Regions from separate parts of the Homo sapiens genome. Here region 1 is linked to region 2. A link is a contact called in ENCODE Hi-C or POLR2A ChIA-PET data. All regions are on one chromosome and are shown on one strand. The core of a region is the stretch at or near the end of the contact, and the rest is flanking DNA. Distances in the headings are between cores, read along the strand shown.

The links. Hi-C counts contacts between places; a loop is a spot of excess contacts on that map. ChIA-PET counts read pairs that join two places held with the same protein, here RNA polymerase II (POLR2A). Pooled maps may share reads with other maps.
Region 1: a map of B cell shows a loop between it and region 2 (2.0-fold over the local background). The contact joins two enhancer-like sites. A Hi-C loop is called at or near these places in 3 of 168 maps with a recorded cell type or tissue (B cell, Panc1 and astrocyte of the cerebellum), 1 of 37 single-sample maps with no recorded cell type and 5 of 50 pooled maps. POLR2A ChIA-PET finds 5 or more read pairs at or near these places in 7 of 52 experiments (CD4-positive, alpha-beta T cell, CD8-positive, alpha-beta memory T cell, OCI-LY7 and 4 more).

The regions. Positions count from the first base shown.
Region 1 is chr11:128,735,016-128,738,624 of GRCh38, reverse strand. The region is part of intron 1 of FLI1 (Fli-1 proto-oncogene, ETS transcription factor); the gene reads right to left. Among named protein-coding and RNA genes, the nearest start is that of SENCR, 41 kb to the right of the region's middle. Within about 2 kb of position 2,269, at least 6 of the 41 ENCODE cell types and tissues checked have a DNase peak (open chromatin) inside an H3K27ac peak, as active enhancers do.
Region 2 is chr11:128,774,007-128,777,975 of GRCh38, reverse strand. The region is part of intron 4 of FLI1 (Fli-1 proto-oncogene, ETS transcription factor); the gene reads right to left. Among named protein-coding and RNA genes, the nearest start is that of SENCR, 80 kb to the right of the region's middle. RefSeq lists an enhancer at 643-1,248. Within about 2 kb of position 1,720, at least 6 of the 41 ENCODE cell types and tissues checked have a DNase peak (open chromatin) inside an H3K27ac peak, as active enhancers do.

The DNA.
Region 1 (3,609 bases), core at 1,020-3,519, 40 kb after region 2:
GTGATTTGTCCAATGTCACACAGCTTGAAGTGGGGTGCCAGGAGTAAAAGCCAGATCTTTCTGGCTGCAAAGCTGGGCTCTGTTCACGCTATACAATGCAGAGGCTCAGCAGCTAGAAGATAACCAGGAATCAAAGGGGCCTTGAACTTGGGTGTCCCACCTGGAAGCATTTGGAGAGCTCAGGCGGTAGTGGATGAAGTCAGGTGGAGAGGGCTTCGGGCTTTGCATCATTTGAGTAATGAGAGAAAGGTGAGGCCTTGGTTGTCTTGTATTTCAAGGCATTGTTTATATCTTATTTCTTAGCTATGGGATATTAGCAAAAAGCAGATGTGGAAGATGGAGTGTAGAGTAGAAACAGCATGGAGCCAGAGGTCCAGGGTTCTGGTCTCTGCTCCTCCCCTGCCCAGGTAGCGGGTCTTGAGTTTCAGTATTTTCTTCTATAAAATAAGGCGGATGGCACTTAAGTCAGGAGAGCAGGGTGACGTTAAGGGGAGCATGGAGAATGTTTGCTCCCCTATAAACTCATTCTTCTAAAATTATACTGTAATAATGACAATATTAAGGTAAAACCTTGCCATGACTTGTTAAGGCTCAAACAATGGTAGAACCTCGTCTTGTTGATCCCTTCCAGCTTCAGAACTCAATGGTATTGTCATGGGAGTCTTGAATTTGGGGAACTGCTGATGACCATTTAAGTCCATAGAGATAACAGGCTATTTCCACACAGGTTTTGATTAAGCAATCCTACTTCTGACAGCCAAGCAAGCCCTTGATGTTATATATCATAAGCTCCGAGCATTTGTCTGCAGGTAGATAGAAAGTGAACCTTCCACAAGAACCTCACAACAAAAGTAACTGGAACTGAGCCCAAAAGAACATTTCCTAAGGCTAAAAGTGACATCATTCACATAAGCTATCTTAGGTACCTCAATAAGCCCTGGATGGCCATTTCTAGGATGGGAAGTGAGATTATGGGGTACCCTGAGGCAAGAGGGCTTTTCCTCGATCTCTATTTAAATTTTCTACAGAATACATTCATGCATCATTTATTTCATTTAAAATAAATTTTTAAAGATAAAGGAAAATAGAAATGTCTTGTTCACAGATGAGTTCATGGTTTGGAGACAGAGCTGGACTACATTCTTGACAAAGATTTGTTCAAGTTCTAGAACTCATAGACATTAGAGAGGAGGACCATGTTGAACAGAGCTCGTGTTCCGGTGTGGTGGGGGCTGTGATGGGAGACGCATGCCCCATATGTGTCTATCATTCAAGCCTTGTTTGTAAAAACCCTCCTTTCTGCTTCAGCGTTTGTCTTTTTCAGCTCCCAGTGAAGGAGGCCTGACAATAGTGTGGTGAGGTGGTCAGGGAACTAACCCATTTTACAGATGAGGGAGTGGATGAGCTTGCACCCTGGCCTCCCCTACTGTGTCCTGCTCCCACTGAGCCCTGCCATCCCTTCCATGTAGCTAGCTGGATTCAACAAACTCAGTTTGAAAAAGGGCTTTCCGAAGTCCCTATCCACTTGAGTTAGATCTACTGCAGAATACTGCCTCTTGAGCACTGAAAGATATCCATATTCTTTCACAGAAATATATACATCTTTTTGAAAATGTTTGGTTGGGTTTGTGGTCGGAGGCTTGGCATGGTTGTTTGTTTGTTAGAATGTGCCTCCTTTGGGAAGAATGCAAACCAGGGGCTGTATTGGGATGCTGAGTCAGGCTCTGCCCTCAGTGACAAGGGGTCTTTGTCTTGTTCATGGTTCTCCCCACACACCTGCATACACACAGATACCCACAAAAGTGCATTTTGAAAACTAATAAAAATTGCACTGAAAATATTTAACTTATGCAAATACTACTATAGCAGAAAGTACACACATATACAAAACAGCAGCTATCTTTTCTAGAATCTGAACAAAATTTTCTGTTGATTATATATACAGAATTTGCTGAACATTTGCCTTGGGAAACCAATAAACAATGCAGTTATTGGTCCACTGTCAGCTTAGGCTTCTGTTTTGAGATGTTTTACCTATAGTGGAAATTGTCATCTGTACCTGGCATGTTTCTGGGTGTGTCTAAAATGAGCATGTCTCAAGAAATCTTTCCAGGTTCCTACATTCTCAACCAAAGTTGCTCAAGTGAGAAAGCAACTCAGGATATCAAGCTACCAGTTAGAATTTCAAGTATGACAAGCCTGCTACAAGAGTGTATCTTATCTGTGGCCTCTAGGGTTTCAGAAGCCAGAGGGCTCATGCTACCGCCAAAAGCTGTGGCTTACCAACTCGTATCACCCCTTTCATTGGAAGTTTCTTAAGATTCCAAAATGTGAGAATTATTATCAGGTGTTCTTTGTCTAATGATGTCTGATTGCTCTGCATATATGAATGAATGCCTACAGCTCTTCGGAAAGGAAAGCAAAGAATAATGTTCTTATGCTGGGCGGGGGTGGAGGGTGGGGACTTAGGGGGTGGTTGAATGTTCAGCTCTAGTAGCTTGCATTTCCTGTTTAGTGGGTGTGAGGGGTTTACACAAGAAAGTCTCAGTGTTACGCTAGATGGATAGCCTCATCGATCATGTCTAAGGAATCTCTGCCTAAAGATGATCAATTTGGCCTCTGCATACCACAAGGAGGTTTCAGTATTTAAGAACTTCGGGATCAACCATGTCCTAATTCTAGATACGTGTTTCGATTGTCTTGTCCTATTTGTTCAAAATTCCCTTCAAAGTTAAACAATTTATCAGGCCAGCTCATAGGACCCTTGAAGGAAAATTTGAAAAACATCTTATTATTCTAAATACTATTTTCTGTTTGCAGGAATGATATGAATTTGCAAAGAGACTTGGCATCTAAAGGTGGGGGGAGGCTCAGGAAGCCCTAGGAAGTTCATAAGAACTTTACAACTTAGTTTCCAAGTTCAGACTTCTGGTTCACTCAGCTACCTAGGCCATCATGGGTCACACAGCTGTGATAAAGTTACCTTTCCTATCTTATCTAGACATCTGATAATGTGGATAATGTGAGGATTATTTCTCCATCATCAAATTGATCTCTAAAGGAATTATACCAAACATACAGTCACAAAGTTCTCCCAAATTGGTGATCAGCTCTCTGAAAATTAAAATCAAATGGTATCTTAGGAAGTATGCTATTTTCTTAGATGTATCCAAACCTTAGAAATAAAAAGCCCACCTTAAATCCATCAATACAAATAAGCGATAACCATGATTACTTCTATGTTATTATACAGGACTTTAAATATACACTGAGGTGCCAGAACAAAGTCCTAGGCTGGTTGAATTCTTGTGTCCAGCTCCATCTCTGCCTCTGTCTCTTTTTAATGGAACAGGCAGATGATGCATTTTCTAGACTTATTTCCCCTCATTTTGTTGTTATCAGTAATAATAATGACAAGGAAAATTGTAGATTATTTTATAGTTTAAGACATTGATCTTAATAGGAGCCTTCCCACATCTATAATCTTATTTAATTACTCTAATAAACTGGAGAAGAAGGCAGGATTATTCCCCTCCCCCACTTTGCTGATGAAGAAACAAAGGTTCTGAAGGACTACGTTCGTGGTCATAAAGCGGGAAGGGGAAGAGT
Region 2 (3,969 bases), core at 471-2,970:
GGATCTGAAAGGAGAGGGGAGTGAGCAGTGTGAGGCTTTGCAGGTGTGGGGTAGAACCCCAACAATCACGGTTTCTGCTGCTTCACATTCCCTCAACCTAACCTGCTTTTCATCGGGGACACCTGGGCCAGGGGGCGCAAGCGTCCCAGTGCCAAAGCCTTTGTCTCCTGCCTCGCTGTGACCATAGAATTCACCAGTGCCCCCTCACAGCCAGCCTATTGAATCCAGGTCTCTCTTTTCTCTGGGCTGCACTGCTATATCAACAGCTCTGGCTGAGTGTGCAGGAGCGGGAGGGTGCAAGGCTCTGGGATCTTTAAACAACAATCCTGGCTGACTACTGGGTCCAGGGAAACCTGGCCTTTTGTTCAGCTGGCATTCTGTTCTCCTTCACCAGTCAAACCCAGGCCTGGAAGTGATAAGATTGCACCAGCTTAATTGCCCAGACTCAAAACCTCTGCCCGACCATCTGAGGCTGCAGGTGGAAAGACCAGAAAATGCAAAATGTGTTTTCCATTAAAGTTTAAATTAAAAATGGGAATGAAGATAGACACCCTTTCCGTGGTCTCCCGGTCGCGCAGTTTCATTCTTTTGAGCAGCCACTGTTTGAAGACGCAGTTTCTTAGTGTTTTTTTTTCCAGGTCAGACCCAGATTGACATACAAAACGAACTTGTTTGTAAAACTTAAAAAAGGCTCTTTTTCTTTCTGCCTCCCCACCTCCCCCGGGGCCTCGGGGCTCCCAGCCTTGCGCAAACTCCCCCCAGCGGCCCTGAGCCTGAACTGCCAGCCCGGCGCCCTCCGTTTCTTCGAGGTCCTTCCCCGCCTTGGCCTGAGAAGGGACAAATCTCGTTCCCGCAGCAGCTGCTGCGAAGGCTCCTCTGCCACACGGGGTGTGTCCGGGAGAGATACTGGTGGGGCCGACAGTCAGGCCCAGAGAAGGACAAAGTTAGCGTGGTGATAGGTTTGGCTTAATCGGCCTCCTTCCAGGAGGCCACAGGAAAGTTTTTGGAAAGCATTTATCTCTTGGTACAAATGACAACAGAAAATGCTGTGGGGGAAGTGGCCGGGCTGCCCACGTGGAAGGCCGGGAGTGAGGCTGCCTTGCCTGTGTGGCGCAGGCTGGCTTGCTGTCTCCAGGGCCGGGGGAACGTCGGCAACGCGAGGCCAGGGACTGGGACTCCAGAGGCCCTAGTCTGAGATGCCAGGTGCTCTCAATCGGCTGGATGCCTTTGAACCAATTTCTGAAGCTGTCTGGGCCTCAGTGGGTTCAGCTTCAAAATGGGTACTGTAGATAGTTGTCCACAAGGGGGCAACCTTTTTTCCTCTGAAGACAGAGCCTCGGTCTATCGCCCAGGCCAGAGTGCGGTGGTGCGATCTCAGCTCACTGCAGCCTCCCCCTCCCGCATTCAAGCGACTCTCCTGCCTCAGCCTCCCAAGTAGCTAGGATTACAGGCGCCCACCACCACACCTGGCTCATTTTTGTATGTTTAGTAGAGACGGGGTTTCACCACGTTGGCCAGGCTGGTCTCCAACTTCTGGCCTCAGGTGATCCACCCGCCTTGGCCTCCCAAAGTGCTGGGATTGACAGGTGTAAACCCTGGAGTTTCCCAGGACTCATGGGAATTACCCCCAAGAACCGTGGCCACCCCAGCCATCACAGTCCTCCTTGCATTTCCTGTGGTGGTGGGGGGGAGGGGTGGGCGCCTGTGTGGCGTGTGACACAGCTCCTCTGGCACAGCTGACACGCCCAGGTGTGAAGAACAAGCACCTCCCTAGCATGCCTGGCCATCAGACAGGGTCTGTAGGGGCACAGGGAACTGCTATTTCTTCTCTACCCTGGAAAATACATTTGCATTTAAAATGTAAAAGTCTAGCTCCCCTCCCAAACCACCAGAATAAATAGTCAAGCACCTTTTGTGAAATGTAAATTTGATGCCAAAGCTTCTTATCCTATGAAGTTTTCCTTTTTCTAGACTTTCTATAAAGCCCAGAAAGATTAGATCAGAGAAGTGCCACCAACTTGGACTCTACTGACTTCCAACCAGCCACAGTCTCAGGTCCCCGATTCTGCTCTATCAACTTTCCTTCACCCTGCAGTACTTCCTCCACCGGAGTGAAGGATCTCAGCTATTTTCCATCCATCTCTTGCTAAAGTGGAAATATCTGAGCCCCACCTTCCTCTCCAATGAAAGGACAAGATGATAAAGCACAAAGAATCAGCACCCTCTCCCCTTGCCTTGACTCATCGCCTCAAACTCTCCACAAGCACTGGCCTTCCTCCTAAGCACAGAACATCCACTGGAAGTCAGTCTGGAAAAACAATAAAGTGTTTGAAGGCTTTAAAAGCGTTTAAAGTGCTGGTTGTCACGGGGGAGTTCCCAGCAATCCAGAGCAGAAACAGAGCAGACACGATCGCCAGCCCATGGCCTCCTGCAGGCGCTTAGCAGCCAGCCACCACCTCACACTAGAGGGTCCCCAAGGCTGGAACCCCAAGGTAGACACCAATTAAAAAGCAGCATGAATCTAAAAGCCTTTTGCCTGACAGTGGATCATTTTAAGTCTAGGTTCCTCAAAAGGATATTTCAATACCATGTTGGGGCAAGTTTTTTTTTTTTTTAATTTAACACGATTATTTTAATTTTTTGCTTTCGCAGGCAGACATGGTTTTTCTATCAGTGCACAGACCACTTTATAATGAGCTTTTCCACCCAACATTGTATCCTAAGCACTTCTCATGGTGTTTCCCAATAATCATTTCAATGGCAGAACAACTACTTCCCATCTTGTGGATGTACTACTGTTCGCCACCATCCTCCACTCTGGATATCTGCCCTGCATTTTCAAATGTCTTCAGTATACAAGCTGGATTCCACCTCCTCTCCACTCTGGAAATATGCTCCACTAATAAGTCCCTTTTGGGAAACCTAATATTTTTATTGATTTGGGGGCACTTTCTGTCTATAAATATTCTTAAAAAGAAAGAAGCAATTTGCTTTTTCTTGCCATGCTATACCCCCCAAAATGCCATCCTCTGCACCTCCACTTCAACCTTGTTATCTGCTCTTCTCCAATAGAAGGTCTCTCTACTGGCGACCAGTGACCACCTTCTCAGGCATTTGTCTCACTTCAGCATCTGTGTTCCCATTGTTCGGTGGCAGGAAGTACTAGGGGACCTTGGGCTGTTTATGGACTGGTTAGGGCCCCGGGGTCATATGGCATGAATGGGCTTTCCCCACATGGAGAGAATGCCTTGAACATTCTCCCAACAAGGGCATCCGCCGAAGAGTCTCGAAGCACTGGGCCCTTTAACTAACAGTTCAGAGCATGCTGTCTATGCTACTGTTGTCCTCTCTACTCCTGGCAAATGAAGGAAAGGGCTTAGGGTTCCTGCAAACTCCTGCTGGAATCAGGTTGCTTTGCTGGTCTCTCCTTCTCATGCTAACCTCCACACACCCACCCTGGCCTGCCTAGATCACTGCAGGACTCTGTTCAAAGATCCTTATTTTTTAAAATTCCACAAACAGTTAAAAGCTGAAAATATGAATTAGAAAGTGCTAATTATCCAAAGCTCTGAAAAACTGGGTGGAAAATTGTCCCCTTTTTTGAAATTGTTTCTTGGGCTGACCTCATGTTGCAGCAAGACTCAGACATGAGGTAATTGCTCCGGAGCTAACAAATACTGCATCATCTACTTTCTCGCACTAGTTACCAGACGCCTCGGAAAGGTGACCAGAGAGCACAGAGGCACCAGTGGAAACTGCCAAAGCCAGTTTTTTGATTTTTCATTTCTCCAGCCAGCACGTGTTGCCCCTGCCCCATGAGGAACACTGTCGCTGAAGGGACAGTGGATTCCAAAGATGGGGAGTTAAAGGTCCACAGAACGATGGCGAGCAAACAGAGCTCACCAACCCAGAGCCAGCCAGTCCAGGAAAAGCAGGTCCCAGAGTTGCTGTCTAAGGATCTGAACTTGC